Linked DNA regions of Homo sapiens: region 2 is linked to region 1. The links are chromatin loops, found by intact Hi-C in ENCODE. Cell type or tissue: heart left ventricle. All regions are shown on one strand. Each heading gives the region's core, and the rest is flanking DNA. Links, peaks and the distances in the headings are about the cores only. Region 1 overlaps STMP1 (short transmembrane mitochondrial protein 1). Region 2 has its middle 43 kb from the start of FAM180A.

Region 1 (16,693 bases), core at 1,374-6,373:
AAATCAGCAGCTCAAGAAGAATTTCTGCTTCTCTTTGTAGTTGATGCTTTGTTTTTTCCTGCAGTCAGAAATTCCTTGTATTTGTCAAATGTATAATCAGCTTGTATTGTTTTTAAATTAAAAAAAAATTTGAATAATTAACTTTTGCCATGGGACAAGATACAAAAGTAATTTCATATAAAGGGCCTCTCCCACCCCTGTTCTCTGGCTCCTGGCTCCTGTTTGACAAGTTACTGTTACCACTTCGCCTTATACTTTTGAGAAAGAGTCTGTGCCTAAACAAACACGTGTAACACAAATAGTAACTATACATGGAGGTCTAGCCCTCGCCTTTTTTTTTTCTTTTTTTCTTTTTTAATGGAGATCATTCTATACCAGCATGTAAGTAGCAAGGAACCTCATTCTTTTTTTGGCTGCCTAAAATTTTTTTGAATAGATATAACATAATTGATTTAATCTGCTACTGGTGAATGCTTAGGTTGTTCTTTTGCTATTACAGTGATAACTTCAATCCTAATGTTATTAAGCATATCGATTCAGGGTATAGCTATAAGATGAAGTCCTAAAAGTATAATTTAGACTAAATACAAATACCCATTTCGCTAGCTGTTTTGTTTCAGAGGACTTGTTGAGCAGCTTCACTAATAATGCCATTTTTGAAGACATGGCAGGTTCAGAATCAATAAACTGGAAGAATTGTTCAGAGCATCTTTTTTCAGACAGTGATGACATTGATTCTGTATATGATAAAGTGATTCTGCTTCTCTTTGACAACTTGCATCTCTCCTACATGGAAGTAAGTTTTATTCCTGTCAATGTTGTCTTTGTGTGTGACAGATTAGGATTAAATTATGGTTTGACTTTTCCTAGCAGCGTGATCATGGGCAAGTGGCTTTTTTTTTTTTTTTTTTTTGAGACAGAGTCTCACTCTGCTGCCCAGGCTGGAGTGCAGTGGCACAGTCTTGGCTCACTGCAACTCCTGCCTCCCGGTCCAAGTGATTCTCGTGCTGCAGCTTCTCAAGTAGCTGGCATCACCACCACACCTGGCTAATTTTTGTATTTTTAGTAACGACGAGGTTTCACCATGTTGGCAAAGCTGGTCTCAAATTCCTGGCCTCAAGTGATCTGCCCACTTCAGCCTCCCAAAGTGTTGGGATTACAGGCGTGAGCCACTGCGCCCAGCTTTTTTAAACTTTTAGATTCATTTAATAGGTAAATTGCATGTCACGGGTTTGTAGCTTATTCTTTCAGAAACTCTTGCATTATCTGTAGACGTGGACGTAAATATCCACCTCATAGGGTTTTCATAAAAAATAATTGAGATAATGTATGTAATGTTTCACAGTGCTTTGCAGACTATCTAATAAATAGTAGCTATTAGTACAAACTTGTTGCTTTTTGGCTAGTTCTGCAGTCACTTTTGGAATCAGTTTATGAACCACACAAAAAGTTTGTCATTATTCTGTAGTCGCTGTTTTTGATACTGATGAAAATTTACAGTATCCACCTGGATTGTACCATCTGGCTCACAAGATTTGATCTTGAATTGTTAGCACAATGAACTACAGCCTCAAAGGATGAAAGTTTACCTTGCGGGTATTAAAAATGCTAGAAGCTTAGAAAGCTGTTTCCAAAGAGGGATTCCTTGTTACCAACCATGATAGCATTGCTGTGGTGTGTGTGGTCTCCCAGAGTGGCTGCTTTGGGATTGGAGGTCACTTAGCTATTAGAAGGATAGGTCTCTTTATATTATACCTTGTAAACAAGGCTCATTTGGACTTAGGGCTTCCTTTAGAGGTGACACTTAACCTTGGCAAGGGGATCATTTCTACCAGTGGGATCCATCTAGCAGATCAGTTCTTAAATTCGGCTTCATCATGTAAACTGCTACACAGTGCAGGCTGACTTTGCATTCACCATTCAGATACCCTCTCCTAGTTTTATGTTCTTGGCAGCAGTGAAAAGGACCTCAGAGTTCTCAGGCAAGATGATCTTCACTGAGCTATATGTTGGAGGAGCCCAGAACCATCATAGTTTTAGGGTGTAGTTGAAAATCCTTACTGTGAATGGGGTTTATGGCACTGAAAGTTACCCCTTCCCTGGGAATTTTGTAGGAACCCTTGCCACACAGATCAATGGAGTGGTGGGAAGAAGCACCACAAGACAGGCCTTTTTTTTTTCCTTTAAAAAATGTTTGAAAGCTCCTACTAATATGGTTAGGAAAACTTCTGCCACATCTGACCATAAAATGAGAGTTGCTCAAAATACTAGTGCAGATTACTCTGACATGTGAAATACAAGACTTCAGGATTGATGCTAGAAAAATACAGTGAACTTGAAAAGCTTATCCCTAAACTGTAATCCTCCCAAACAAAACAAAAACAAAGCAAGAAAAAAAGCCTTATTTAAAATTGTCAAAAGAGGCTGAATTTTATGAAGTTACCAAAAGTATATCTTTAGACTTTTCTTCTGATTTGGTATTTTATGTATTTAAGCAGTTACCTGATTCTGATTTAAAGGAGCAATTTTATTTCTCTTTTTCTAACTCATTTACCCAATGAGTTTGTGTGACTATAGAGAAAAGTAGGCTGTGTGGTTTTTCTAGTTGTCTATACACATTGCCTCATAGAGCATATGTACCCATGGTACACATGTGTAATGTTTTCATTTCCACTAACCCGTTCACTCCCTAGATACTATGCTGGTGTTTTTCTGCTGAGGTCTCCCACATTTTTAATGCCTTTTCTGAGTTATTCCTCCTGAAGGAACGTTATATACTGTACTGGAGCAAATGAGGCTTTTCTTAAACTTCCAGTCTTGGGTTTTGCATGTAGCATTTCCATTCCTTACAGATGAATGAGTTCTTTTTTCCCTATTGACTATTAGGGCTTCGCCTTGCGGAAAGGAATAGGGTGGTGAAGGGAAAATATTTTGAGATCTTGCCTGCTCTTAATAGGGAGTTTGTGACACTTAGATTTTCAAGTGTTCATTTTATACCTTTCCCAAATCTGGTTGCAGTGTATTTAGTCAAGCATTGAAGACCTAACATATGGCATGTTTTGCAAGGCACAGGGAAAGAAAAATGAACTGAGAACAGTGAGACCTTGTGGAAGTTCCCAGGGTGGGACGTTGAAACCCTGGGTCCTGGGCCTTCCTGAATCACAGCCTCGGTGGGAGGATTTTATGAAAGGTACAGTGCAGTTGCATCATCTTACACAGTTGTACAGGACTGGGACCAAAAAAGGTGCCATGTAAATAGTGCATGCAATTGTGTTCAGTGTTCGTTCAGTGAGGACAGCCCCACTGAGCTACCTGTGTACTCAGGTGGTCTCGGTTCCCTTTGCGTTCTAATGGTTTGAGTTTCTTGCTGTATTGAGAGTGATTCTAGTGTTTAGAGACTTTTTCAAACATCACGGTCTCCAGATGTGAAGCCAACTACCTCATTTATTGTATGGTTGAACAAACAGATTTGTTCTGATGTTGGAAGGAAAACTAGCTGCTTTTGATTTGTTAAAAGATGGTACATGAGTGTTTGTGATATGTAAATACTAATGTGAAAGATTGTATACCATGTACTTAATGTCTGACTTAGTGGAATTTCAAAGGCAACTTTGACTAAGCAAATTTGATAAAGAATTGGTTTAAGAATAAGATGCAACTATACTTAGTGACTTTGGCTCACAGTTTCATCATCCATAAAATATTAGAAGATAAAATTAAATTATATTTGCAAGAGACACAAGACTATTAAGGAGGGCTAGAAGTTATCCAACAGTGGAGTGATTTAGATGACAAGGAGTTATTAATCATATTTGCCATTTCCTGTCACTGGAATGGGTAACCTTGCTTGGCTTGAATCTCCAGTTCTGGGAAAGAACAGTGCTGTGCTTGAGAGCAGTTTAGTAGACCAGACTGAAATAAACGCTCTTTCTAAATTGGCTAGTTGAATGCATTCACTACTCGGAACACCTGGCAGCAGTTGCTGGCACAGCTTTCCCTTCAGGAGTGAGTCAGGTTCTCACATAGTTGAATACTGGCCAGTAATTCTAAGTCCACTTAATTCTAAATCAACTTTTCTTTCTCTTTTTACTTATACTCCCAGAATCTTACAGATTGCACCTTTGTCCTATTGTCTGACTTAGGGGCAAAGGATCTGTGTTCTGTGATGGTTCATAAATGTGATGTTTGGCTGCTCTGATAATAAGAGTAATACCCTGACTCTTGAAAATTTAAAGCAAATGACTTTAGAGATGTTGGCTGGATCAAATCAGCTGTAGCGTACCTAACATTGGTATTTCATTTGGGCTTGTGAGGTCTTAACTATTATATTGGACAAATAATTTTGGTCTAACTCACAGGGCAGAAGCACTGATGTTCCCATTAACCATGGTCAGTCACATTCTGTGGTTGAAGCACATGTTTGTGGTGGTTTCTTTTGCTCCAAAAGAAATTTTACAACTCACAGATGCTTGATCAATTAAGGGAGTGATTTTATAGATAAATTATTGTGGGAAAACAGCACGTGCTATCAGTAGTAACTTAAAATCACTTAAAACAGTGCAGTAATTGTAGGGGACTCCCTTTCCCCTAAGATATATTTAGCAAACAACTGATGGGAGAAATAAAAAATATGTAACACTAACAAACTAGAGGGATTGAGAGCTATCTCCAGTCATGTAGCAAGGATATCTATCATGGAGAAAACGGCATGGTCTTCAGGAGGAGAAAGAAGCCTTGATTTCCAGACAGTTGTTTTCTCATGGGACACGTTTATTGAGCATTTACAGCTTACCACATTGTAGAAGTTGCTGGGGGATTTCAAGAGCCATAGACAGCTCTTCTCCCTCAAGGGGCTCATGTAGGGATGTGTAGGAAGTGACAGATGTGTTTGGACCTTTGGCTACTACCTAATACTTTGTTTTCTCAGGAACAAACTACTTATTAAATCCAGAAGCAAGCCAGTCTAATATAATAATAATGCTGTGGTCTTAATTATAGTTTTGGTTTCCCTTATAAGACACATAGGAAAGTTTTCCCTCCCTCCCAAAACTTAACCAAGGCAATAGTATTTCTGGTTAGTGACAGGTGGAGAGAGAGATGTTAATCTCAATGTATCTTCTTTCTTGACTTCCCTTTCCTTTTGAGACGGAGCCTCGCTCTGTCGCCCAGGCTGGAGTGCAGTGGTGCGATCTCAGCTCACTGCAACCTCTGCCTCCTGGGTTCAAGCGATTCTTCTGCCTCAGCCTCCTGAGTAGCTGGGATTACAGGCGTGCACCACCACGCCCGGCTAATTTTTGTATTTTTAGTAGAGTCGGGGTTTCACTCTACTAAAACCCTGTTGGTCAGGCTGGCCTCGAACTCCTGACCTCATGGTCCGCTTGCCTCAGCCTCCCAAAGTGCTGGGATTATAGGCGTGAGCCACCGCGCCCGGCCGACTTCCCTTTCCTTTGACTAATAGAACAACACCAGCCTCTTTCTGAAAGGGAACACTATATGGGAATTTGGTGCCAAGGTAAAGGGGAGCCATTGAGGAGAGATGCTTAAAAGGGAATGAAAGTGGTGATGAAAGAGTACTAATTGCCATGAGGAAGACCTACTAAGAATGCCTTCTTGTGGAGAGAACTTAGGATAGAAGCACTTAAGAGAAAGGAGCTGATGGCCGGGCGTGGTGGCTCACACCTGTAATCCCAGCACTTTGGGAGGCTGAGGCAGGTGGATCACCTGAGGTCAGGAGTTGGAGACCAGCCTGGCCAACATGGTGAAACCCCATCTCTACTAAAAATACAGAAAACCAGCTGGGCGTTGTGGCACATGCCTGTAGTCCCAGCTACTCAGGAGGTTGAGACAGTAGAATCGCTTGAACCTGGGAGTGGAGGTTGCAGTGAGCTGAGATCGTGTCACTGCACTCCAGCCTGGGCAACAGAACGAGACTCCATCTCAAAAAAAAAAAAAAAAAAAAAGAGAGAGAGAGAAAGGAGCTGACATTAGGTTTCGAGGTCTGGGTGAGGTTTCCCACAAAAAAGATGTCACTGGTTTCACTCTGCCTTGGTAGGATGACTTGGGTATCTTTCTACTCCTAAGAAGGTATTAAGAATAACATAAAACCTAGTGAGTTTGCAAGGCTTAGCCTCCGAAGGGTGACTAAGACAGGCTTTCTTTTCCTGTCTTCAGAATGAATGGATTACAAAGACTAGATACAACTTTAGGTTTTCTTTGTCTTCTTTTTTTTTAATTTAATTTTTATTTTCTTTTTCTTTTTCTGTGAGCCTATGGCTTGTATTGAAACTTTAGGTTTTCTTGAGCTGTGGTGCTGAGGGCAGGAAGAAGACACTAACAGCGAAGCATGTGTTTGTGGTTGTTGGAGGATTCCTGCAGTTCACTTGAGGTGGCGGAATCTTCTGGTGGAGGGATGCCCTCCGGCGTGGGTCTGGGGTTGTGTGCTCCTGGTGGTCCTAGTGGTTTTCTTTGCCTGTGGTCCAGATACTGCTGGATACTGGCAGCTCCTGTGGTTGGGCCAGTTTGTACACTTGGCGTTAGGCTTGATCAGTGATGTTGCTGACCCTCGCCCATGCTGGGTAAGTGTCCAGGTGGAAGAGGCTAACTCCCCAGGTGTTGATGGCCACCATTACTATCACCAGTCCAATAACGTTGACTCCCAGGCCAGCTTTCACCTGCAGGACACAAACCAGCACACCCTAGTCACTCTGACCAGCAGCAGCACAGATCCCCAAGTCCCCCTTCTGTTCCTGCAGCCTATGCCTTGTGGCCCAGATTAGTTCCCAGTTGCTGCCTGGGGTGCTCTAGCATTGCCTTGTAGGGTGCACAGGACTGTGGAAAGGCGGGAAAGGGACAATTAGAGTCATCTCCACTTCATGCTTACAGCACTCTCACTAGATTTCAAGTGGAAGCCTAGAAGGTATGTTAGTTACTTGGAACACCCACTCTGTGGAACGTGAAGAGGTATTTCTGCAGCTCACTGATAGGGAAATGTGCTAAACAAAACTAACCAGATCTCTGTAAAGCAGGAACTTCTCAGAGCCCCGATGCGTTAATACAGGGAACTTGTACGAGGGGCTATATTACATGAAGCCTTTGCTACTGTTACCTTTTTTTAAGGAACAGCTCATGGAAATAGTGTACCTTGAGTTCACTTGGGGAAACGGTTTAGCTGCCTCTGCTCAGCTCTTCCTCAAGAAGGGGACACAGGCATGCTAGCTGGAATGGAGCCTTTGCTTCTTTCCTCTGAGGGAATTACACCTCAGTGACTGACCCTTTTCACTTCTGCCTTGACATTGACACCCACAGGCTGAAGTGGGGGATGTGAGAGATGGTGGGCTGGCAGAGCCAGATGGAAAAATGTGTCCTGTAAGGATAGCTGGCATCTTCCCAAGGAGTAACCAGGCATATAGCATGTAGCCAAGACAAGTCACTAGCTGGCATTAAGTTGGGAAAATTGCAAGGGGAAAGTGGATGCTGGGAAATTGTTTCAAGCAAATGGCTAGACGTGTCCTCTCTCTCCTGCCGTCTGGTCGGGGCCCCCTGGGCATTTTGGCATGGAGGACAGCCCATGTTTCCCCACAGGTGAGAGGGCAGGTTCTAGCAGGGCTAAATTAAGGAGTGTTAGAGTTGAAAGGGACCCCATGGAGCATCCAGCTGGAACCTCATCATTTAGCAGATGAGGAAATTGAAGTCAAGGTAGTGCCCAAGCTGGGAATAGTGCCCAAGACTGGCTCACTTCTTGTCACCTGGTACCTTTGAAAATTACTGCCTCTGATCATTTGATTCCAGTGTAGAAAGCTAGGGGTCAGTGGTGGGGGCACACAGCAGAGGAAGCGGGAGACAGGAGAGCTGGGGTAGAGCTCAGCGTGAGCAGACTGAGGGTTACGCAGTAAGATGGGAGGGGAGAGGGATGGCTGGGACACTCCATTCAAGGAAGTATCACGGATGACTTAGATGAGCAGTTCGAACAGTCGAAAGGACCTGAATAGGCTGAGAGCAGTGACTCACACCTGTAATGCCAGCACTTTGGGAGGCCAAGGCAGGCAGATCATCTGAAGCCAGTAGTTCAAGACCAGCCTGACCAACATGGTGAAACCCCATCTCTACTAAAAATACAAAAATTAGCTGGGCATGGAGGCGCACACCTGTAGTCCAAGGTACTCTGGAGGTTGAGGCATGAGAATCACTTGAACCTGGGAGGCAGAGGTTGCAGTGAGCCGAGATCGCACCACTGAACTCCAGCCTGGGTGAGAGTGAGATTCTGTCTCAAAAAAAAAAAAAAAAAAAAAAAAAAAAGGATAAAAAAGGACCTGAATATCTGCCACCAGCCTGAAACTTTTTCTTCCTTTCCTCTATTTGTTACTTTACAGGGCTGCCCGAGAACAAATTTGGCTCCCATGAAAAAAAATTGTCAGACCATCAGTAATTCGTATCAGTGTTTTCCATCCTCTCCCCCCCCGCTCAGCCCTGGATACTAAGTATAGCAGCAGGTGTATAGGTAGAGGAGTAGAAGGTAGATAGGCCCAGTGCTAAAGTCAGCAGCAAAATATCTCAAAGCCATCTTTTGTGAGCCCAGCTGAAAATGAAAATGAATGGTGGACGCTTCATTTTCCATTGTTGCTTCAGGGGTTTCTTGCCTGGGCCGGGGTGGAGGGTGAGTTGAGCAGAAGAATCCTGTTTTCTCAAAATACCTTTCACCCTAGGTTCATACACTTCCTCATTCTCATCTTCTGTGAATAAACCAGTAGCTTTCTCAATGAATGTCTCCACTGGCCTAATGAAGAAACGAAGGCAAAACTTGTTTGCACAGGCTCATGCCTTCTGGAACTGGGCCACAGCCTGTCTGTTCCAGCTTTCTCTACCTAGGTACCCACTTCCTTCCAGGGAAGGGTTGGGGAGAGCACATTCTTGCTATCCTTGGTGCTTATAGACCAACAAAAACCTTTTTATAGGTGCTATTCTTGCTACCACACTGGGTTTAGCATTGACAGGCCAGGGACACTGCTACAAAATAAGCTTTGAAAGAAGGCTGCAGAGCTGTCATCCCTGTCCTCATGGCAGCTGGGCCTGGCAGGGAGAGGGCACCCCAACTCACCATATCTTTGATCTGGCAGTGCCCATAGCTGAAGACGATGGCATTAGGGGGATTGCCCACAGGCAGCATCACTGCAAAGGAGATGCACATGGTGACTGGGATCAGGGTGTAGAGGGGGTTAATGTGCAGCGTTTCAGACTAGAAGAGAGAATTCACAGAAACATTCACGAGATTAGGCTTGCATTTCCTGTGCTTAATGTCAGGAGCATGCTTTAATGATGACTTGGTGCTGGCTAACCTTAGCAGGACACTATGTGGAGGGGTAGTTAGGTCTCTGCCCTCTGGGGCATGCAGTCCCTTGACAACCTGAATAGGCTGATGCTGCTTACTTGCTCCACATGGAAATATGGCTTTGAGTTACTCCCTAGAAGGGATGTTTGATTTTTTTGGTGTTATTCTAAGGAATTGGTTCCTAAACTTTATTCTTTAGCTGAGACTTCCTTTCCTTAAACTCAAATCTCATGAATAGGTTGCTTTGATTGAAGTGGGGATTCCTCAGTCTTAGGGTACAGAACTAAGGTGGTTTTTTTTTTTTTTTTTTCCTAGGGAAGATAATTGTTTTATATGGGATTTGAATCCATGGTCCTGCTCTCAATGTTGCCAAGTTTTAACTGCACTCTGTTGCTCGCAGGAGCAAGATGACGGAAGGGAGAAGTTGGGGTCATCTGAGCAATGAGCAGAGAGTATGGCTCTGGGGTTAGAAAGAGCAGTAGGAGACTATGTTGCTGGGGTCAGGAGGGGCCTTCATTTCCTGGATTCTGCCTCCCAGAATGGGACAGATGAAGCATTGGGTCAGATGCATCACCTTTCCGGCTGCTTGGCCAGGCTAAGATCTGGCCGTTGCTCCCCTCCCTTATTCTATTCACAACAAATTGGTCTGAGGTTGTGGAGCAAAGCTGACCTTGCTCCCAATCCTCAGAACTTCCCGGAGGACAGTGAAACTCAGTGGAGGCTGTGATGATTGTCTGAGTTGTGAGCTCAGTCTTTTCAGCTGTGTGTGTTTTACCTCCATTTTCTGTGGCTACCTCTTTGGCCCTACTCAGGTTTTATCTCAGGAGAGAAAGGTTGATAATGATTGCGGGGAATTGAAATGATAGGGTTTGAATATTATTTTGTATGTTCTTTGGTTTCCACTCAGGGCTGCCCCTAAACTAATCCTACTCTTTTGGACAAAGGTTTCTAGAACTCTTGCTATGATTTATTAGTGTATCTTTTTATTTACTAGTTGCTATTTGAAAAACTTCATTTTTCAAAATAGGAATTGAACACCAATTAGTGAAGGCTGTGGGCAGTAACCAGAGGAGAGCCTACAGCTACGGAAGCTGCCCTGAGCCAGGCCTGCCACTCCAGGCCCCTGGGACAGCCTGTCTGGATGTCTGGGAGCTCCGCATTACTCACCAGGCTGCACAGGATGGGCAGGAAGATGGTGATGGTTGCTGGGTTGCTCACAAACTCAGTGACAATGGACACGAGGATGCATGCCAGCAGGGTGACAGCCCACGGTGGGAGGCTGCTCAGGGACAACATCTGGTTCCCAATCCATGTAGAGAGGCCAGAGCTCTGTAGGAAGAGGTGTTACAGTAAGAAGAAAGGAGAAGAAGCACATCCCAGCTAGAGATCTTAGACTTCAGAAGGTCAGGGATGTTGGAAGGCTGGACGACCAGGGATCCTCTGATCTTTAGTCTGACTGGAACCAGAGGTGTTCCTGATTTTTATGGTTCGATCATTTTTGTAGTTCAGAAAATTGGTTTTTATGATTGCACAACATTCAGTGTTTGGGTTTCGTCATGGGACATGGAGAGCCACCCTAATTGCCATGATCCTTCTTAGGACTTTGCCATGACAACTTGTCAGAGGTTGGAGATCTTTGCTCCTCAACTTCAGTCTCGTTACCCTTTCTCTAGCCTCTGACATCCTTACCCTGTGCATTGATTCGACAATGCCCTTCACAGAGTGCCAAGTATAGCCATTTAATCTGCTTTTGAAACCAGTTTATTTTGTTACCTAAAAAAGGGAAAAATTTATCAACATCTGTGGATAGTAGCCTTTCCTGTGTTTTTAAGGAGATGAACAGGCAGGGCTGAGCACTGGAGGTTTTACAGGAGTAATAAAGTAGAGGGGGATAAAAGTCTATTTCCACTTAGTGGAGAAGGTGCCTCTTAAGTGCCATAGAGGCTGGTCATTCAGCCCCAACCTGTTTTAGGTTCAAATCTCATCATGGCTGACATTAGTTCTACTATCTGTCAGGAATTTTTTTTTAATTAAGAGGAGGGTCTTGCTCTATTGCCCAGGGTCCAGGATGAGTGCAGCAGCATGATCACAGCTCACTGCAGTCTCAACCTCCTGGGTTCAAGCAATCCTCCCACCTCAGCCTTCCAAGTAGCTGGGACCACAGGCACATACCATCACGCCCTGCTCTTTTTATTTGTAGAGACAGAGTCTTTCCATGTTGCCCAGGCCTGTCTCAAACAGACCTGGGCTTAAGCGATTCTCCCACGTTGGTCTCCCAAAGTGCTGGGATTATAGGTGTGAGCCACCGCACCTGGCCTGCCAGTGCTTTTTGAAGACACAGATATGAAGGCATATTGACCGTCCTGAATTTATTCCACTAGCAACAGTTACACACATCCACTTAAATAAATGAACATTCTGGCTGGGTGAGGTAGCTCACACCTGTAATACCAGCACTTTAGGAGGCTGAGGAAGGTAGGTCACTTGAAGTCAGGAGTTTGAGACCAGCCTGGCCAATGTGGTGAAAGCCCACCTTTACTAAAAATACAAAAATTAGCTAGGTGTGGTGGCACGCGCCTGTAATCCCAGCTATTCAGGAGGCAGAGGCAGGAGAATTGCTTGAACCCGGGAGGCAGAGGTTGCAGTGAACCGAGATTGTGCCATTGCACTCCAGCCTGGGTGACAGAGTGAGACTCTGTCTCAAAAAAATAAAAAATAAATGAATAAATATTCCCACTTGGAATGATTCATTTGGTTGGAAGATGTTCACCTGCAAATAGGGAGGGCTACCTCCCTCTCCTAAAAAATGAAAGGTATCATTGAGTTTTGTATTAAAAACTCCAGGTTGCCATATGCATCCTGCCTCCCTTCCTCTCTCTCTTCTATGGTGACAGGCTCTGCCTTTTCCCATGGTACCCTAGAAACTGCGAATGCAATGACAATATGGAGAGCAGGGACAGAAAGGAAGGTGAGACATTTATGATTCCTCAAGCTCTTAAGTCCTGCTACACATGTTTTACTATTAAATACCGCCTTCCCTACACTGCCAGCATGTTACTTTTTCTCCTCTCTTCCAAATTCATCAAAAGCTCATTTCATCTCTACAGTACCCTGGCCACCTCCTGGCAAGCTCATAGACAACTGAGGACCAAAGGCCTTCAGAATTCTCTCTGTTGTAGCCACTTCACCTTGTAGAACTTTTCTTCCTTTTTTTCCTCTCAACTCACTGAGAGCTTACAAACCCAATATGTGCAGACTGCATCAATTAATGCTTGTTTCAGAGCCCCAAGGCCTCCAGGAACTCTTTAATTGTTCCCTCTGGTAACACATTAAACCTTGCTCATTGGACAGAGGCAGGGGAGGAACAGCAGTTAGTTGAATGGAAATGGTACATTATATAAAGAGATGGAGTTTTACTTAACGTTATCCAAATAGTACTGGTAAGTAAAGTGAAATAATTTTTTTTTTCTTTTTGAGACAGAGTTGTGCTCTGTCACCCAAGCTGGAGTGCAGTGGCACCATCTCAGCTCACTGCAACCTCTGCCTCCCGGGTCCAAATGATTCTCATGCCTCAGCCTCTTGGGTAGCTGGGATTACAGGCATGTGCCACCATCCCCGGCTAAATTTTTTTTTTTTTTTGAGAGGAAGTCTCACTCTGTCGCCCAGGCTGGAGTGCAGTGGTGCGATCTCGGCTCACCACAACCTCTGCCTCCCAGGTTCAAGCAATTCTCTGGCCTCAGCCTCCCAAGTAGCTGGGATTACAGGCGCGTGCCACCACACCCGGCTAATTTTTGTATTTTTAGTAGAGACGAGGTTTCACCATGTTGGCCAGGCTGGTCTCAAACTCCTGATCTCAGGTGATCCACCCACCTTGGCCTCCCCAAGTGCTGGGATTACAGGCATGATCCACTGTGCCCAGTCCCTGGAGTTTTGCTTTTGTCACCCAGGCTGGAATGCAGTGGCACGATCTCGGCTCACTGCAACCTCCTCCTCCTGGGTTCAAGTGATTCTCCTGCCTCAGCCTCCCAAGTAGCTGGGATTAAAAGTGTCCGCCACCACGCCTAACTAATTTTTGTATTTTTAGTAGAGACAACGTTTCACCATGTTGGCCAGGCTAGCCTCAAACTCCTGGCCTCAAGTGATCCTCCTGCCTCACCCTCCTTAAGTGCTGGGATTACAGGCGTGAGTCACCATGCCCGGCCTAGTAAAGTGAAATAATTTATTGGCAATTATTTTTCCAGCAGAACTATTTTATACTATGATTTGAAATAAATTAGACTTCAAAGTTAGACAAAAACACAATCAAAGGAAGTCTTAATTCTTTAAACTCTTGGTATGAAAACATTTTACAATGGATTTTCTTCACTAATGTCAAAACTGAAATTATTTCAAACTCTGTAGGAATCACATATATGCTACCTAAATTATTATTAAAATTAGTAGAGGCAGTAGGCTTTACAGAAATAACTGTACTATCTCTAATATGTGCACAATTTTGTTTTTATTGTTTTTTTTTTGTTTTTGTTCTTGTTTTTTGTTTTGGTGGCAGGGGATAGGGTCTCCCTCTGTCTCCCAGGCTGGAGTGCAATGGTGGGATCTTGGCTCACTGCAGCTTTGAACTCCTGGGCTCAAGCGATCCTCTCACTTCAACCTCCTGAGTAGCTGGGACTACAGGTACGCACCACCACACTGGGCTAACTTTTGTTTTTGTAGAGATAGGATCTTACTATGTTGCCCAGGCTAGTCTCAAACTCCTGGACTCAAGCAATCCTCCCGCCATGGCCTCCCAAAGTGCTGGGATTACAGACATGAGCCACTGTGCCCAGCCCAATTTTGGTTAAAAAAAAAAATAAAATCTTGCCAGGCCAATCTTGTCAGAGGCCAAAACTAACAACTGAAATTCAATAAAGATAAATATAAATATCCCGAACTTGGAATGAGAAATATTGATGGCATATATATAGGATGGGGTGAAGGTCCAGTAATGATGAACAGTTAAAAAGAATGAAGGGTTCTAATTGACTGCAGTTTTAATATAATTGTTGACATGAGTGCCAAGGATGCTTTATAAAAGCTTCCATAAAAATGCAGGGTGCTGCTTGAATCAGAGGTGAGAGATGGGGCTTGGGTAATATAACTACTCTACTTGGCAGTAGACTGACCACCCCATAGACTATGTTTGAATAAGGCCAAGTGTAGTGAGTCCTGAGGAGAGAGACCAGATGGTATGGGTCACTACTACTTGATTTTTTCATGTTAATAATTATTATCTAGGAGAGGGTCCCAGAGAACAGAGCTAGAGCCAACAGTGGACAGACAACATGCAGAAGACCTGAGCTGAAAATAAGGAACAATTATTCTTTGTTCCCTGCCCAGGGAGTACCTTGTCACTGGAAGTGTCCAAGCCAGAAGTGCCATGGAGGGGAATCTCACCATGGGCAGGAGATAGGACTCATTGTTTTCTAAGGTTCTCCTTAGTGGAGTATTCTGTGACCTTATTATTAATAATGCAGATAGTATTTTGGGCCATGAAAAGTGAACCAAGCCGGGCACAGTGGCTCATGCCTGTAATCCCAGTACTTTGGGAGGCCAAGGTGGGTGGATCACTTGAGGCCAGGAGTTCAAGACCAGCCTGGCCAACATGGTGAAACTCCATCTCTACTAAAAATACAAAAATTAAGCTGGGTGTGGTGGCGTGTGCTTGTGATCCCAGCTATTTGGGAGGCTGAGGCATGAGAATTGCTTGAACCTGGGAGGCAGGGGTTGCAGTGAGCAGAGATGGCGCCACTGCACTCCAGCCTAGGTGACAGAGTGAGACTCTGTCTCAAAAAAAAAAAAAAAAAAAAAAAAAAAGAGAACCAAGTTTAGCATGGGATAATGCATGTAGATGAGATGGAGGGAGAAATAGTCTGAACCTTAACCTAATTCATTCTTAAGATTGTTTTCTATTTTATGGAGGGCTAACACTTTAGGAAATTCAATCATCCCCTCACATCCCCACCCCACTTAAAAGATCTCATCCAAAATCCTCCCAGTCAGAAAATCAAGAAGCATTTACATCAGCTTTAGCCTAGATTTTCCAAAGGGGCTCAGTCTATGTATTGTGGACAGACAGTTCACCATGTGTCACTTGGAGCATCTCTGGTCCCTTACAGAGATCGCCTATTACCACTCCTATTACCTATTACCTATGTCTATCTCCTGTTACCATCTCCTATTGCCACTGTCAAATCCCAGAAGGAGATGGCTGCAAACTCCAATAAACCTTTTGCTTGTAGCAGCATGGGCCCCATAGATGAACTATCAATGCCCATGTGTCATGACTGTGTGGCACAGCCCATCTGTTCCTCTGTTCCTAGTAGCGCTGAGAAGCTTAGGGCAGCAGAGGACATCCATCCTGCTCTATTGTTTCCCTTCCCAGGGACTCTGTGAACATTCTCAGCTGCTTTGAGTCTTTCCTCCCATGCCCATAATGACTCATTAGGTAAAGATGCTGGAAAAGTATTTGACCCATAAGAACAGAATTCAAGCCGGGTGCAGTGGCTCATGCCTGTCATCCCAGCATTTTGGGAGGCCGAGGCAGGTGGATCACTTGAGGTCAGGAGTTTGAGACTAGCCTGGCCAACATGGTGAAACCGCGTCTCTACTAAAAATACAAAAACTAGCTGGCATCATGGTGCACGCCTGTAATCCCAGCTACTTGGGAGGCTGAGGCAAGAGAATCGCTTGAACCCAGGAGGCGGAGGTTGCAGTGAGCTGAGATTGTGCCACTGCACTCCAGCCTGGGTGACAGAGCAAGACTGTCTCAAAAAAAAAAACCCCAAAAAAACAGAATTCAAGAATTACCTTGCTACCAGAAGCCAGAGCATAGCCTCCCCCAACCAGAATGACAATCTCCCAGGGCATGGTCTTCTGGAAGTCCTTCCACGTGATGATGGGCTCGGTCCCCAGTGAGTGCTCCTGGTTCTCTCCTGGATTAGAGAGAGATGTAAAGCCAGATAAACCCTGATGGACGTGATTTGTGGAGACAGGAGCCTAATTGGTGAAGTGGATGATTTGGGATACTGCTATTTGGGGCGGGGGCCGGGAGGGGGGTGGGAATCTGAAGGACCTTGGTAAATCTCTTTGGGAGTATTAGTCTGATTTGGGTATTCTTCAACTAGAGCTACCCCCAGTTTCTTCCCTTCTCTCACCATCATTCTTTTTCCCAAAGCAGGGCTTCTTCGCTGGAATGAGGAAGAGGAGGAAGCCAAGGAAGACAGAGACTGTGGCATCAGTACGGTAGCCTTTCCTAGTAAAGAGACAAGCATAGCTGAGGAGAAGGGTCAGGAATTTTCAGGAGTAACATGATGTCTCGGAGCAGTCTGT
Region 2 (16,693 bases), core at 6,696-11,695, 110 kb after region 1:
TCTATTACCCAGTTCCCACCAAGGGAACTTCTGGTTTTTCAGTCAAGTCACAGAAACTTTGGAATCCTCTATGATAACTCTTCCTTACACGTCACACCTTATATCTAATCTGTCCTCCAGGCAGTAATGATTTCTTCCTTAAAAATGAAACACTTGCTTTAACTCTTATTCTAACCCCCACCACTGTAACAGCTTTCGTGGAGAATCCTTGATCAGTCTATCAGCCTCCTAAGAGGCTTTGCTCTAACCACCCTGCATCTCTCTGTCAAGTTGTTCTTATCAAAACACTGCTTTTGTTATGTCCTTACTTAAGAACACAAAATACCTCCCCATTGCCACCTCTGTTCTCCCCTCGATGGCTCTCTACCCATTCAACCCTATTGTTTTGCGGTTACTCATGGTCTGTACTTTCTGTTCTAGTCCGGAGAGGATCTGAATTCTCCACCTCTGCTCACGCAATTCCTCCCTCCCTGACTCAGGTCTGCTTGGTCTTCCTCCTTCTCCTGCTGTATTCTCACTACCATTATCATAATTTGGGCTTTATTGCACAATCTTTCGCCTCTAGCTTACAGCCTCGTAGTCTCAGGATAGTGGTAGCGGGGAAGGAGAAGAAAGGTGGTAGGGGAAGAGAGAGGCTCATTTCTACCCCTGTAATGGGCTGGTCCTAGCCACCTTGCCGTTAGTCCTGTCCCCTCTTCCCACTACTTCTGTAACAAACCAGCTCTTGAACTTCCTTTCTTTGAGACTCAGCTTTCCAGAGAGGCCCCCCAAGAGTCACATTGCACTCGCTTGCCTCCGAGCTCCTTCAGCCCCTGTGGGCACAGGTTCTATGTCTCAGGTGCTTTATGGGAAAACAGGGCGTGCGATTGTTCTCCTCCTGGTCATGCCTAACTGTCCGTGGACCGGATGGTTAAGATGATCCACTTAAAGATTTGCTAGCAGAACTCACATCTCATGGACAGTCCAAGCACTTCCTAGGCTTCCCTAATTAGCCTCCTGCGTTGGCTGATGGCAGAAGGAAACATTTGCACCCTGTTGCCTCCTAAGCATTGGTTGGTCAGATTTCCTCTCTCCCACCTCATCCTTTATGTGTTGAATGTTTGCTGAGCACCTACTTTGTGCCAGGTGATACATTCTAGTCTTTAAGGATTCACATGAATGAAGTGCACCCCTAGCCTTCAAGAGCTTACAGTTTAGGAGAAAGTGGACACGCAGAAGACAATGATAGTACAGGGTGATTAATGCTTTGATAACAGGCACAGGAAATTATGAAGGAACATAATGACAGGCACTCAATGCTGTAGAGAGGAGTCAGAGAAGGCTTCTTGAAAGAGGTGACAACTTTCTTGAATCTTAAGAATGAATAGGGCTTAGGCAGGTGAGGAAGGCAAAATAGTGCTATGGAGTGGGGAGGAAGGTGGAAGAAGACTCCAGCCTTCCCAGCCCCTCCTTTGCTCTCTCCTTTGTCTCTGGTACCTTAGGAAACCTGGCTGGGAATATAGAAAAAACCACAGCAGTAGCTTAGCTAGAAGGAAGGAGGAGGAGGAGAAAAAGAAGAGGAGGAGGAAGAAGAAGAGAGGATGGAGGAAGAGGAGGAAGAGAAAGAAAAGAAGAAGAAAGAAGGAGTAGGAGTAGGAGAAGGAAGAAGTGGCACACAAGTCTATAGAGTAGGGTAGATCAACAGTAGGCATCCGTGAAGGACTAGACAGATGCCTCAACTTCTTCATTTTAACCCAGAGAGTGACAGCCCAGGTCAAGATGTTTTGTTGCTTCAATGGCTTAAATAGCCACGGTTGTCATAGATATTCATTCCTACATTTGCCTATGTTTGCGGTATCTCAGACATAAGAACTAACCATACCATGTCCAATAGTAAGCTCACAAGTAGTGGAGCACCCACGAAGTTAAAATGTTGCTTCTAAGAGACTGTAGTACACCAGCATCACATTTAAAAGTACAAATTATGGAGAACCCAGTGAGAGATGTCAGGTGCATTTGTCATTTGTGTTCTTTTTCCAAAAGGACTTTTTTAAAATCTTAAAATATAGTTGCAAATTATATAGTTGTATCTTCATAATATTGAGTTTGCACAAACTTATTCAAAGTTTACTATGCAGTTTGGGAAACTAGCTTTAGTTTCCCAAAGAAAGACTTTCTTGGGCCTGGCTAATTTTGCTTTTTTTTTTTTTTTTTTCCCAGTTCATGGCTGGTTGGTGTGGGGCTGCAAAGCAGGGACTGTGAGCTGACAGTTCCTTGTTTCTCTCCTAGGAGTAGGGGCCTCATGGGTTGAGAGGGTAGAATGCCAGACAGTGGCCCCTACATGACGTGCTTAGAGCAGCCTAGTTCATGTTATGATGTTTTCTACGAGTGGCTTTAACAGCTTGTGTTAAGCAAGGGAAACATCATTTAATCTCTCTCTCTCTCTTTTTTTTTTTTTTTTTTTTTTACCATATTCTTTTAAAAAATTACCATTTGCTTTTAAAAATAGGTAATACTTGCACAATTCAAAAGTGAAAACTATACATGGATATAGTAAAATGGCTGCTTCATAAACCTGTTTCCAGTTTTTCCAGTTTCTATTCGTATAGCAGAAACACAGTATTATGTAGTGTTTTGGGGGTATACTTCAAGAGGTATTTATTTTATTTATTTATTTTTTTGAGACAGAGTCTCACCCTGTCACCCAGGTTGGAGTGCAGTGGCGCGATCTCGGCTCACTGCACCCTCCGCCTCCCAGGTCCAAGTGATTCTCCTGCCCCAGCCTCCTGAGTAGCTGGGATTATAGGCAGGTGCCACCACGCCCAGCTAATTCTTTGTATCTTTTGTAGAGATGGCATTTCACCATGTTGGCCAGGCTGGTCTTGAACTCCTGGCCTCATGATCCACCCACCTCGGCCTCCCAATCAAGAGGTATTTTTAAAGTGGGTACAAACAAATATGAATCTATATTCTTTCCTCTTCCAACTTTTAAAAAACAACTAGCAGTGTTCTCTACACACTCTCTTGTACCTTACTTTTTTCTCTTGACATCGTATCTTGAAGACATTTCTACATTAGTTCTTGATAAGTTTGTTCATTCCTTTTTAGAGCTGCATAGCATTCTATTTTGTGGCTGTGCCACAGTTTTTAAAATCGGTGTCTTCTTGATGTACACCTAAGCTGATTACAGTCTTTCGCTCTTGTGTACAATACTTCTGGATAACATTGTAGGTAGGTCACTTTGCACATGTTAAAAAAATAACGGTAGGATAAATTCCTGGAAGTGGAATTCTTGGGCCAAAAGGAACATGCCTTTCTGATTTAATAAATTTTGCCAAATTGCTTCCAAACAGTTTGTATCAGTTTACACTCCCACTAGCCATAAGTTACAGGCTTCTGCCTTACTAAACTTTTGTATTCTTGCCAACTTGTTAAGTGGGAAATTGGCATCTCATTGGCTTTAATTTGCATCTTTTATTATGACAGAGGTAGAACATTTGTATTTCCTTTTGGTGGGCTCTCCTTTGTCCAGTTTTATTTGCGTCTTTGGCCTTTTTCTTGTCAATTTGTAAGAATTTTTCGTATAATGGGATGTGAGTTGCAAATATTTTTCAATTTGTCATTTCTCTTTGTCTGTAATATGTCATTTGACTGTTTTATTTTTATCCATGCAGATGTTTTAATTTTTATGGTGTACAATTTTTATATCTTTTATTTCACGACATCTGGATTTTGAATCATTCAGGGAGGGTCTTACCCATTCTGAGCTTATAAAAGAATTCTCCATGTTTTCTGGTAGGTTGCTTTCTTGGTCATTACATTTAAATTCTCGTTCCGTTTGAAAATTATCCTGGTGTATGGCATAAGGTATGGTTTAAAAACATTTTCCAGAAAGTGTATCCAGTTGTAATAGCACCATTCATTGAAAAGTTCATGTTTCTCCCACCGAGTTCCCAAACTTATCATATATCAAATCTTTATGTAATTGAGAATATTTCTGTGTTTTCTATGTTGTTACATTAGTCTGTCTGATGATTTATAGTCTAGTGCCACATAATTTAACAATTTGAGGCTTAACAGCATTTTTTTTTTTTAAAGAGACAAGATCTTACTCTGTTGCCTCGGCTGGAGGGCAGTGGCATAATCATAGCTTACTGCAGCCTTGAACTTCTGGGCTCAAGTGATCCTCCCACATCAGTCTCCCAAGTAGCTGGGAGTGTAGGCACACACCACCATGTCCAGCTAGTTTTATTTAATTTTTGATAGAGCTTAAGTCTTGCTATGTTGCCCAGGCTTGTCTTGAACCCCTGGCTTCAAGCGATCCTCCCACTTTGGTCTCCCAAAGTTTTGGGACTACAGGCATGAGCCACTGCACCCAGCCAACAGTGTACATTAATATCACTCTTTGCTCTTGCTTTTCAGAATTTTCCTACTTGATTCCTCTTGGAGGACTTTAGAATTATCTTGTCTAGCTCCAGAAAATGAGAAGTCTATTGGTAGTTATATTGGTATAATGTTTAATTTGTGAATTTCTTTAGAGAGTATTGATATATCACAACACAGTTCATCTATTTGTTCAAATCTTATTTCTTTTTTCCTTCAGAACTGTTTTCAAGTTTGTTTCCTATAGCTGTGGAATTTTTGGGTTAAGTTTATTTTATCTTCTTTCTCTCTGGTTCCTATTATAAATGGAGGCTTTCTCCCTTATTATATCTTCTGACTGGTAATTACTTTGTTTATTAATTCTGTAGCCTGCTATGTTATTAAATATTCTTATTGTTTACTATAGGTTTCCTGTCAGTTTTCTTGAGTTTTCTGGTGTATCATCATAGAATTTTTAAATAGTGATGACTTCTTCCTTTCCAATTTTTATGTCCCTAACTACTTTCTCTTGTCTTGTTCTGGGCAAGTTCATAGAATGGCTCATTGGTAATACACATGTCAAGCAAGTTGGCTGTGATGGAGAGAGTTGGGGCGCATTTGCATAAGGAACACAGGTGTCTCTAGGGAGGGACTGCATTGAGACCTTAAAACTTTCTGGATAAAGTGGAATGTTGTTACAACATATGTTATAAATGGAATTGGCCCAGCAGATGCCAGAGGGCAGGAGAGGAGCACAGGAGGCTCTGAGGGAGAAGTCACCATAGGATGGGAGTCTGGCCCAGGGTTTAGAGAGGGCCACGGTGTTTGGCTGATTCTGGAACTATCCTTGACCTGTCTATCCTAGAGCCATGAATGTGACTTTGGGTATAAAATGGCTCTGTGTGTGTGTGTGTGTGTGTGTGTGTGTGTGTATGTGTATGTGTGTGTGTGTCTGTCTGTCTGTCTGTCTTCCTGTGGATATGCATGGGAAGAGTGGGTTATTAAGAACTGTAACACTTGAAGCACAGTATCTTTCCCCCTTTCACAGGACGTACCATGGCTGTGGACCCCACTGGGGGATGACGGGCCTTTGTATAGTCCTTGGTGGCACTGCACCTTGGGCTGTCTTTATGTCTATGGGATGGAGCCTCCATTACCCTACCTGTGACTCCCAGGATAAATGGATCTATTTTGGGCTCCTGGGCTCCTGGATTGGAAGTAGCATCATTTAGGAGCAGAGGCATCAAGGATGGAGAACAGGGCTTTTGGGCAGACTGAGTAGTGCACAGAAGCTCTCTACCTCCAGACTTCCAACCCACAGAGCCCCATGCTAGAGTCAAAGTGTTCCTTCTCTTCCCACCCTGCACAAGTGGCATTAGTGGATGTCATACAAGGTCCTTTCATAGCAGCCATACTGCTTATTAGTTTACTGTGTGTTTGCTGACATTTAGTGAATTCTCACTATTATCACTAGACAGGAAGGATGATTAGAAGGACAAAGAGTAGATCAAGTGACACATGAAATGCTTGCCAAGTAACAAGGAGACAAGGAAAAGTGGCTAATGAAACCAAAGAAATTTGCAGCTGTGACAAGAGGATGACACCATTGTCAGAAGTCTTGGGTTAATGTGGGTTCATGTGACAACTAGGAGTGTGTTCAGAATCTTAAATTCTGTATGTGATAGAAGTGTTGCTGCTGAAGCATCGCAAGTGTTAGATGGCCACACAAGTTCAAGGCCTGTTCAAGCCGGCTCAACATCAAAGAGCGAATTCGAGGGAGTGAGAGCAGATACGGTGCCCTGGAGATCACAGCTGCTGAGAATTTTAAGATACTTGCAGTGGCCATCCAGAAAGGGGGGTCTCTCCCTCAACAGGTTTTTAGTGTAGGTGACATTGGCTTAGTCTCAGGAAGATTGCCCCAAGGGACATTTATCATCCACAAGTGTTGTGAAAGCTTCACATTGTTGAATTACAATCCCATCCGTGGCAGTGACTCCAGAGATGGCCTGTTAACTTTACACAAATGGTCCTTTGAAGTCTGATCTGCTTTTAGCAGGAAAGCTTGTGTCCCTGGCTGCCATGTGGTGAGAGCAGCCTGAGCTGCCCTTTGGTCTGCATATGCAACCCTGAGGTTTCTTGAAATATTTTTTGGAAGGGAGTTCTGGAAGTAGGCCTTGACTTCTTACTAACTTGGGCAGCTGGGGGGTTAGAGGCGTTATAAGAAAGTGACTTTCTTTTGCATTGTAGGCTGGTGAAGTGGAACATAGCGGTTATATCTTGCCCTTTCCTAACTGTGTTAACTTTCTGGGTACCGTGTTCTCGTTGCAACGTGTAACAGAGGCAATGTACTAGACCCCAAAATATGCAATGATGAAGCCTTCTGATTTTGCAGACACCTTATTTCTCAAGAGAGGGAGAGCCACGGTTGTGAAATCACCAAAACTGATGGGAAGCTCCGCTGGTGGCGGCCCTCTCAAACAGCAGATGCATGACTCCCGATTCTCAGCCAGGATCTGGTGCCTCACGTGCGAGGATGAAAAGAACCAGAAGACTTGGTCAGGAGCCTTCAATGATGGCCACATATCAGAATTTTAAGAGCTCATGAAGTACTTATAAATCCACGTTGCTCAGGCCTCTTCTATTAGAAATCCTAAATCAGTGGGTCTGGGTTGGGGCCCAGCGAATGACTCAGATGTCCTGCCAGGATTAGAAACCACTGATCTAGACTGGTCCCAACACAGTCTCTAGGGTGCTGAGTGACCTTTGGGAAGTCACTTCACTTCCCTGGACGGTGGCTTCCTCACCTCTTAAATAAGAACTTGGACTGGATGTATTTAAACCTGGCTGCAAGTCAGCAATTTCCAGGGAGCTTCAGAAATACAGATTTCCCAGACCCAGGAACCTGTATTTTTAGGAAAGTCTCCAAGAGATTCTGATGCAGCCAGTCACCAGGTAGGGCCCACTTGACTCAGTGGTGACCTGAGTTCCTTTGAATTCTCATGTACCTGAATTCATGTAAAAGGATGAGCTCAAGTTGCTAAACTTACATCTGTGTCAGCAATTGTCATGATTTACCCACATGCTATGTCTGTTTGAGATTATTCTCTGGTTTAGGTATGAACACTTTTCCTTCCTCTGTTGACTTCATGCTGCTAGCACATAATAGATGGCTCAGAAACAAAGTGAGTAGATGAATGAACAAATGAAGTCCTTAAGGGCAGAGAACATGCCTTCTGGTTATTATGAACCTCCCACTGTGCTGAGAAGTGCTGGTGAACACAGTAGATACTAATAAGTGTTTGAGAGTGCAATAGACATACACATTTTTGCCATTATAGAAGGTGGAAGATCAAGCAGGCAGAGTGGACCTCAGATGATAGTGCCTGGGTTGGTTTTTTTTTTTTTTTTTTTTCTTTTTAGTATGAGTGTTTTGTGGTCAAGGCAAAGTCTATGTAGGCAGTATCAGAACGCACGGGGTTGAGGTAAACGCACCTAGATGAATCTGTGCATTTCCCTTCCTTGTGCACAGAAGTCCCAGGGCCAGCAAACCATTGGCAGGCAAGAAAAGATGGCACCCTCATTGTCCCAGGGGAGCCTCCCATCCAGCTCAACACTGCAGGGCTGCTAGTGAGTGTTGCTTGGCCCTGCCCTCAGGGGAGCTGGATTCCTTCCCTGCAGCATGGCCTAGAGAAGCAGGAGAGGAGCGTTGTACTTTGGTCTTTGGATGGTGGAGCAGTGTCACATCACAGCCCTATTGTGTCCTGGAGATCACAGCCTGGTAGATGAGGCTGGAGCTGTGTCCTGTGAGGCCACTGCTGCCTGCAGCCCTTCTGGGCTGAACTGAAGAAAGAGAGAAAGTAGTCTTGCAACTTCCTCCTGTCACCCGCCCTCACCTCGGGTGCTCCCAGCAGGGATGGAGCTGTTTTCATCAGAGCCAGCGTGCTCAGCCAGTTCCTGCCTCTTCAATGCTGGGATGGCTACAAATCATCTTTTACCTTGGGATAGACAGCCTTAGAATTTACAACACATATTTATATCCATTGTCATATTGAATCATACATAGTAGGTTATTTATTAGCTTTGCAGGGTGGTGAAGTAAAAACCATATTTTTCTAACACCCTTGGTCAGAAGCATGTATGGCATCCGCCCCCTCGACTCACTAAAGGCTGGCTCTGCTGAACCTTTTCCCTCCCTGCACTCAACAGAGAATATTTATTAGAACAGCAGGCTCTTCGGGCCTCTCTGACACTTCATTTTGTCTTGGAAGTTGGTGATGATTGAGCCAGTGATTTAAAAGCCAGGATGCATCTGGGAAGGTCATTAGAGAAGAACATATCTATTCATAAACTTAATAATAAATTCACAGCAATAACTAATATCTATATAGGGTCTATTCGGAGCTGGCTGCTCTAAGCCCTTTCAGGTTCATAGATGAGAAAACGAGGCTGTGCTGGGGAGATGAGTTGCCTGAAGTCACGTGTGGTTGTGACAGAGTCAGAGTGTTCTCAGTCTTGGTCTTTCGCCACACTATGCTACTTCCTCAGATGCCTTTGTAGAGGGTCCCCTTTATTTTCTTTTCCCTCTTTCTTGCTCCCAGCACTTTAAAAAAATTGAGGTAAAACTTATAAAATTGCCATTTTAAAATATACATTTTTTTTTTTTTTGAGATGGAGTGTTGCTCTGTTGCCCAGGCTGGAGTGCAGTGGTGTGATCTCGGCTCACTGCAACCTCTGCCTCCTGAGCTCAAGCAATTCTCCTTCCTCTGCCTCCTGAGTAGCTGGGATTACAGGTGTGTGCCACCACACCCAGCCAATTTTTGTATTCTTAGTAGAGACGGGGTTTCACCACGGTGGCCAGGCTGGTCTCAAACTCCTGACCTCAAGTGATCCACCCGCCTCAGCCTCCCAAAGTGCTGGGATGACAGGTGTGAGTCACCACGCCCTGCCCTTTAGCAAATATGTCTTGAGGGCCACATGCACAGATGTGCCTGACTGCCAGCTTCCTTGTCACACCGCAGATCATTTCCACGTGGTAAACGGATGCATTAGTGAGAGGATGGCCCTGACAAGTCACTTTGCACGTGCTGGGATACAGTAACTGGCCAAGTTCAGAGCATTTTTGTATATTAAGAGAAATAGTGAGTTGTAAGAGCACTTTTTGGTGTGGAATATAGCTAATCCATAAAAAGGCCCCTTTCAAGCTCTGCTTCGAGAGCTGAACTTCTCTGTGATTGAGGAAAAGTTCAAAGGGAAATCACTCTGCACCTTCATCTCCTCCTTTCCCACTTCCACCACCCATGGCCAGCCTCTCCCCACATTCTCCATGAATGCTTGAGATAGCATGCTAACCAAAGGCTCTCCCAGCTTCCAGCACCCCTACCTTCCAAGCCAAACCACCCAGTTTAATCTTCTAGAACTGCAGTTCTTCTCACATCATTCTCCTACACAAAAAACCTTGTCAGCTCCCCCACTGCCAAATCTTACCATGCTATGCAAGGCCCCAGCCTACGTTTCCAGCCTTGTTTTCTATGTTCCCTCTTGGCTTCTTATGCTCCAAAAACTCGGAGTGCATTTGCTTTTCCTTGAAAGTGTCCTGTGTTTTCCCACCTTTGTGCTTTTGCTCTGTATCCTCTGCATCTGTTAGGAAGGCATTCAGCCGCAAGTAACATCACACGGAACCAGCACTGACTTAGGGAAAATCACACCCATAACAACAATTCCAGAGGTGAGCTCTTCAGGCTGCTGCAGCAGCTCAGCCCTGGCATCAGAGACCCAGACCCTTTCGATCTGTCTTCTCTGTCATCTTGGCAAGTTGGCTTGTTGCAATATGGTTATAAAGTGTTACAGTTCTAGGCATTGTGTCCATGTTCAAAGTAGGAAGAAGGGCAAACCTGTCATTATTGATGACTTTCCTTTTTATCAAATAGTAAAACCCTTTTCTGAAGCTCCAATAATCTTCCTCTTAAGTGTCATGTGTAGCCTTGTATCACATGGCTATCCCCCGCTAGCTGCAAGGGAGGCTGGGAAAGTGAGTATTTGGTTGGAAGAGGGAAAGGGAAAGGAGGGAAAGGAGCTGGGACTGGCTACTGGGAGAGCTCACTATCAGGGTCTGCCACACTCTTCCTTCCTCTCCTCCATGAAGTTCGGTTTTCTCATCCAGATACAAAAAACCTTTCCCCCTCTTGCTCCCAATGTACTACTTGTATCTTGATTTTAGCATACATATATTCTCATACATGGTAGCAACCAGTTAATTTTGTGTTTATCTTCCTTCGTAGACTAGAAGCTCCTGAAGAGCAGAGACCGTGCCTGGTTTAACTTTGCATTTCCTATAGCATCCAGCACTGTTCCTCAAACATAGCCTTTATAAAGATGTTTTGTTAACATTTCATGGATAATGATTTCAGTTTAAAAACTATACTTTTGTGTTGCTTGGTTGGAACTATTTGTACTATATTTCCTTTGTTAATGTTTTAGAATGTAGGCAGTTATTATAGCTGACGTTTGAGTTCTTGCTATTTGTCAAGCATGTGATAATACCTGTAAGAGCACAGCCCTGTAGGGACTCAATAAACACTAGCTATTTTCATGCCCTTCAAGCTTCATCACATTCCAGTGCAGTAGATGCCATCGTTATGCTCGTTTTACAGATGGGACACCTGAGGATTCAGAGAGGTTAGTTTCCTCTCTCCAAACACCAAGTTGCAGAGCTGTAGTTTCAATCCTGGTCCATCTGAATCTGAGATCCATGATTTTAACTATTAGTTACACTATCTCCAGACCAGACTATGTTTCCTTCCCTCCTCCAAGAACTGCAAGTTAATGGAGGTTATGTTCTTGGGCATTGATTTATTTTTTCATACCTTTTTCATCTATTAGACAAGACATCAATTGATGCATTGGCCTGGATGACACCAAAGGAAACCATTTGTCCTTGTCAGCCTGCAACTGGCCTGCAGCAGTCTTGTCAGCTGTCATGCTCTGTGACCAGGTGTCTTAGTCCTTTTCCTGTTGCTTGTAACAGAATACTGGAAACAGAGCGATTTATAAAGAAAAGGAATTTATTTCTTACAGTTTTGGAGGCTGAGAAGTCCAAAGTCAAGGGGCTGCACCTGGTGAGAATCTTCTTTCTGGTGGGGACTCTGAAGAGTCCTGAGGTGGCACAGGACATCACATGGGGAGGGGTCTGAGTGTGCTAGCTCAGGTCTCCCTCCCTCTTCTTATAGAGCCACTGGTTCCTCTCCCATGTTAGGCCATTAATCAATCCATTAATCCTTTAATGGATCAATTAATTAATGAGGACAGAGCCCTCATGACCCAATCACCTCTTAAAGGCCCTGCCTCTCAAGACCGCCACATTGATGATTAAATTTCAACACGACTTTTGGAGGGGACAAGATATTCAAATCACAGTGCCAGGTAAGTCCCCTGAACAGGCCCAGAAAATCCATGCCCTGCAAATTGATCCTTTCCAAATCCACACCCTCAGACCAACACCTGGCCTGACTCTGGTCACATCAAGGCTCATCACTTCAGCTCCATTCATAGAAATGATCTTGGGTCTCTTTCCTCATTCTTTTGATCTTTGATTACACTTGATTCCTTACCCCCTTTGGCTTTGTTTCCGACAGTAGAATTTGGATTCTCTAGCCTGGTCCAAAAAACTCCTTAGAACATAGTTTTACTTGCCTTGGGTCTTCCTGTTCTTGGCTGCGTCAGGTAAAATTTGAGTTCAACTTGGCCCCAGAAGCTGTGGTCTCACCCTGGCCACATGGCCGGGCCTACTTTGGCCCTCTGTGATGGCAGACCTGAGACCAAGTAAAACTTCAGCCTCATAAAAATGTTCACTAGCTCTAAAAATACACACTGATTTAGGTGCAGCACTATTTTCCCCTACGAACAGCCAGCCCTATCCATTCTTAGACTTTATTATTAAAACTTAACTGTCTGTACACAATGTCACATATGTGAATGAGAAGCCAACTATGTGGATATCCTCAATGTTTTGTAATCCAAATATTTGGCTCTGAGAGAACCCTGGCATCTGTGTTCATTAAACATGCAGACACCCAAACATTTGAATGAAGAATGAAAATTCAGCAAATACAGGGGAAAATGGCATTTATAAAGAGAACAGTTGAATGGCTGACTAGTGTACAGGCTGTTTCAGACTGGCGCAGACAGAATCTCAGCAGAGACTTCAATTAAAGACTAATCCAAGTCAGATGAAGTGAAAATAAGGGGCAGTCTAACACTCTTCTCTCTGGCTCACTTCTTTGCTTGCTTTTTTCCAACTTCTGGACTCAGAGGCATGTGTCAACTTGCAGGGCCTCAGTAATCTGCTTTCTCAGCTTTGGACTGTTTTAGAAGGCAAAACAACCCCCTTGTTCCAACATACCACAGCTACTTAGATGTGGAAATTTAACCTTCTTAAGATCAAAATCCCCTTAAACACCTTGTCTATTACTATATTGGAAAGAGTATGACCTAAGAGTTAGATTGCTCTAAGCAGGCTAGCTAAAAAGATCTCATCCATATTGTACCTATTCTAAAAAAGACGAGACCTTGAATAATTCCCAGGAATAAGTGCATTTGGTCTGAAGTAGATACACCAGGAACTCCTGAACAAGGGAGGACTGTTTTGTAATTTTCAGAGTCATCACTGCCTTCACGAGGCATTAGAAAGAGAAAGGACTCTGGCATTGGACGGGCCTGGACCCAAATCTTAGGTCTTCCCAGTGATGGGACTTTTCTCTCTGGGCCTGTTTTGCTTTGTTTTGCTTTTATTTGTTTATGTACTAGTTGCCCTTCTGGTTGTTGTGAGGATTAAATGAGATAAGGTATATGGTTAGTTCTTTTCTGTGTCAAGCATATTCTCTTCCTATGTACCAACCCCTCATCCCTACCCTGTGCAACATTCATTCTTCACGCCAGTTGTATTTTTCTTGTCCACAGTTTAGAAAGTAACAGATGGAAGACACAGCACAGCAGAATGGCAGATTCATGTTCATATAACATTATATGAAAAACTCACACGTTTTCTATTGAGGTAGGCCATGGGCTTTGATTCTTTCTGCCCATTCTCTTCCTTTTCATTCCACTGCTAGATAAATTAGGTCACCCAGAAAGCACACTGTTCACCTAAAACATCAACACACCCTATTTCCTTTGAACATCAGAATCAAAGAAAAGCAAACAAGCATACCAAAGAAACCCATCGTGGGGACTGGGAAGATCTTGGCTGCCTCTGAAAGGCTTGGATCCAAGCCCTTCATTCCACTTTCAGTAGGTTAGGGGAGCTTTCAAGGACAAGTTCCACCCTCAGTCTCCTACAGGACAGTGCCACCTGCCTTCAAAACCCTGCAGTTTTCTTCCTTCCTTCCTTCCTTCCTTCCTTCCTTCCTTCCTTCCTTCCTTCCTTCCTTCCTTTCTTTCTTTCTTTCTTTCTTTCTTTCTTTCTTTCTTTCTTTCTTTCTTTCTTTCTTTCTTTCTTTCTTTCTTTCTTTCTTTCTTTCTTTGGCAGAATCTCACTCTGTTGCCCAGACTGGAGTGCAGTGGTGTAATCTAAACTCACTGCAAGCTCCACCTACTGGGTTCAAATGAGTCTTTGGCCTCAGCCTCCCGAGCAGCTGGGACCACAGGCATGCACCACCACACCCGGCTAATTTTTGTATTTTTAGTAGAGATGGAGTTTTGCCATGTTGTCCAGGCTGGTCTAGAACTCCTGACCTCAGGTGATCCGCCTACCTCAGCCTCCCAAAGTGCTGGGATTACAGGTGTGAACCACCACGCCTGGCCAGAACCCTTCAGTTTTCTTTAACACTTCGGAAGTTGATGATCACCATCCATCTCAGCTGCTGGGGACTCCCCAGCTTCTTCCACAAACATTTGGCATGTGCCAACCATGTGCTCTCCTTGCAGTCAGGCACCTCTCTGGTGTGGTGTTTCCAGGTTAGTGGATCCAATGCTATTAAGTTGGTGCAAGAGTAATTGGTTTGTTCTACAAATACTTTTAATGGCAAAAACCACAATTACTTTTAGCACCAAACTAATAGTTATACCACAATGATTTTGTTAGCCTTAGGCAGAGGGGTGTCTTAAATTACTTGCATTTAGACGTTGCCAAAATAGTAAAATTATTTTAATAGCCTAAGAATAAGTTCAGGGTCCTTGAGCCTCCACAATGTAAATAAAAGGTTTTTTTCTGATCGCTTGTAAGTGGCAAAATAAATAGTCCTCTGGCACTCTTCAGTATTTAGAAGCTGTTTGACTGGAGGCAAACATACACAGACTGGTTTGCTCTTCGGATAGGGAAAGTCTTTCTCTCTTCCTCACCCCATGTTTCTCCCTTGCCTCTTCCACATGTTCAGAAGCATGGGAGAGCAACCTGCCCTTCCCTCTCTTAGCTTCTCTGCAGGATGGCGGAGTGGCTTGTCTAGTTGGTGAAATGGGAGAGGGGCTCTGAGCACGTGCAGGGCAGCACCTTCTCGGCTAAGCACAAATGCTAAGTCAACACGATTTGCTCTATACAGCATTTTCCAAATTCGCCTGTGCTGGAATTTATGTTTTCTCTGCTCATTGTCTGAATTTTACATAAGCCAGCTATCAGCAGGGACCTACCAAGGTCACAGTAAATAGCTAAACTTGGCTTGAACCTACAGTTTCTTCCCACTCTGGGGATAGAGAGGGGCTGATGTAGTCAGGGTCACTGCAGCCTCCAGGACCCCAAGTCTTTGCAGGTAGTCTCTGTCCCACATCACAGCCACCCAGATGTGACCACAGCTGCTTCTGAAGTCGCCAGAAAGTCCCATTCACCCCAGTCACAGCCGGGGGTTGAGTATGTTTCCTTGCAGAGAGGGGCATTCCGCCTCTCTAGGCAGCTTCCCGTTACCTCGCTGACACCCCCCTTCACCTTCCTGTCTTTCTTTTCACCTCTTTCCTCCCACCCATCCACCCTGCCTCCATACCAACCACGGGAAGCCCAGGCCATGCTCTCCTCACAGACCTTGTGCCCACCACACCCATGCCCCTCAAGGGCTCACTATTTAACCCTAGTACTTCCCAAGTAACCCTTCCAACAAAGGAGTTTCCTCTCAAAGAGGAATTTTGGTGGCAGCTATTTCAGATGGTATTTTTTCATCCCCAGGACCGCTTGTACTGCCTTTATGGTACGTAGTTTACCCACAGCACATCTCCCTGTGGCCAGGGACAGCATGGAACCCCATCACTACTTGTTGCTGCCCACAGGGAAATGTCCCCACTGATTTCCGCTCAGTTATCACTCAGTCAGGGACTCAGCTTTCCTTCGCGGTCCCTTACCCAGGTTCCTGACCCGAAGGTTAGGGGGACGTACACGTGTCCGGGACGTTGTCTACAGGAGAACTTGGCAGAGGCTTCTGTGGGGGCAGCTCACCCTCCTTGCTGGACTTCTCTGACAGAGGAACCTTCTTTCTTCTGCTTAGGGTGCTCCTCATCCTTCTGGAATCCAGACCATCCTCCACTCCTGTTTTCAGTGGCCACCATCTTTTCTCTCTCCTTCCTCAACCCTCTGAGGAGAAAAGTATTTGTGTTTCACTGAAGTGGAAGTGAGTGTTTTCTTTGGACCTTTGTTTCTGCATTGGGGTGTAGTCTGGGGAAGAGAAAATGGCCATGGGGTATAGGTAACAGAGAAGAGGGGCAAGAAATATGCACACAGCCATGTAAGGTAAGGGTTCACAGGCTGTACACTGTGCAAATGCGGGAGTCCCATTCACACAGTGATATGACATGAAAGTGGATTCACAACCTGATGAAAATGCCACCTTTGAGCTCTGCCTTCTCTCAATCAAGGGCAGTGTGGACACATAGAGAGAGGAACGTGCTTTGAGCCTGAGAGATTCTGATTTGAGTCACCCCAGCTATGTTACTATCTCACCATATAGTCCTAGACAACTCCCTTAACATCTCAGAGCCCCAGTTTCCTTATTTATAAAAGGACAGCAATAGCGCCTCCTTTACAGAGTTGCTGTGAGGGTGAAATGAGATCTTTTGTAGTTGCCTGGCATGTAGTAGGTGCTCAATAAATGTCATTTCCCCAGAAGCATTGTCCTGGTTGAAGGAGTGTTTGCCAATTTCACTACTGGCCCTTTTCCAGTGAAAATATTCAGGGTCTTTCCGTAGATGGTGAAGGAATGTCTGTTGGAGGCTGAAGAAGATACAAGTATTCTTCTTACAGCATAATTGAAGAAAATAATGAATTTATCAAGATACGTGGCCAGTTGAGGCATCCCAGAAAGTTGAGTTTTAACAACAACTAAGACAACGTATAGAGCACGAAATGTTAGGCACAGTTTTAAGCCTCTTCCATGTATTA

Evidence for each region. Peaks named below come from ENCODE experiments on the same cell type or tissue, not always from the same donor. Only the 100,000 strongest peaks of a DNase experiment are listed, where the experiment ranks them.
Region 2: it touches region 1 in a loop (3-fold over the local background); 49 of 110 quality-filtered maps call a loop at or near these places.

What each region holds. Positions count from the first base shown.
Region 1 is chr7:135,675,030-135,691,722 of GRCh38, forward strand. It overlaps STMP1 (short transmembrane mitochondrial protein 1), which reads left to right. Exons shown (of 3, transcript NM_001130929.2): 3 at 1-1,387. SLC13A4 (solute carrier family 13 member 4) reads right to left here. Exons shown (of 16, transcript NM_001318192.2): 12 at 16,519-16,616; 13 at 16,172-16,296; 14 at 10,493-10,654; 15 at 9,095-9,232; 16 at 6,202-6,671. The coding sequence ends at 6,534. It overlaps LOC105375521 (a long non-coding RNA gene), which reads left to right and starts at 11,982. Exons shown (of 5, transcript XR_928021.3): 1 at 11,982-12,293; 2 at 13,875-13,999; 3 at 16,542-16,693. In heart left ventricle, for the core only: no CTCF peak of the experiment used is centred there; a DNase peak (open chromatin) is centred at 3,979.
Region 2 is chr7:135,783,714-135,800,406 of GRCh38, forward strand. No RefSeq gene overlaps it. Among named protein-coding and RNA genes, the nearest start is that of FAM180A, 43 kb to the left of the region's middle. RefSeq lists silencers at 855-1,037, 15,361-15,581. In heart left ventricle, for the core only: no CTCF peak of the experiment used is centred there; no DNase peak of the experiment used is centred there.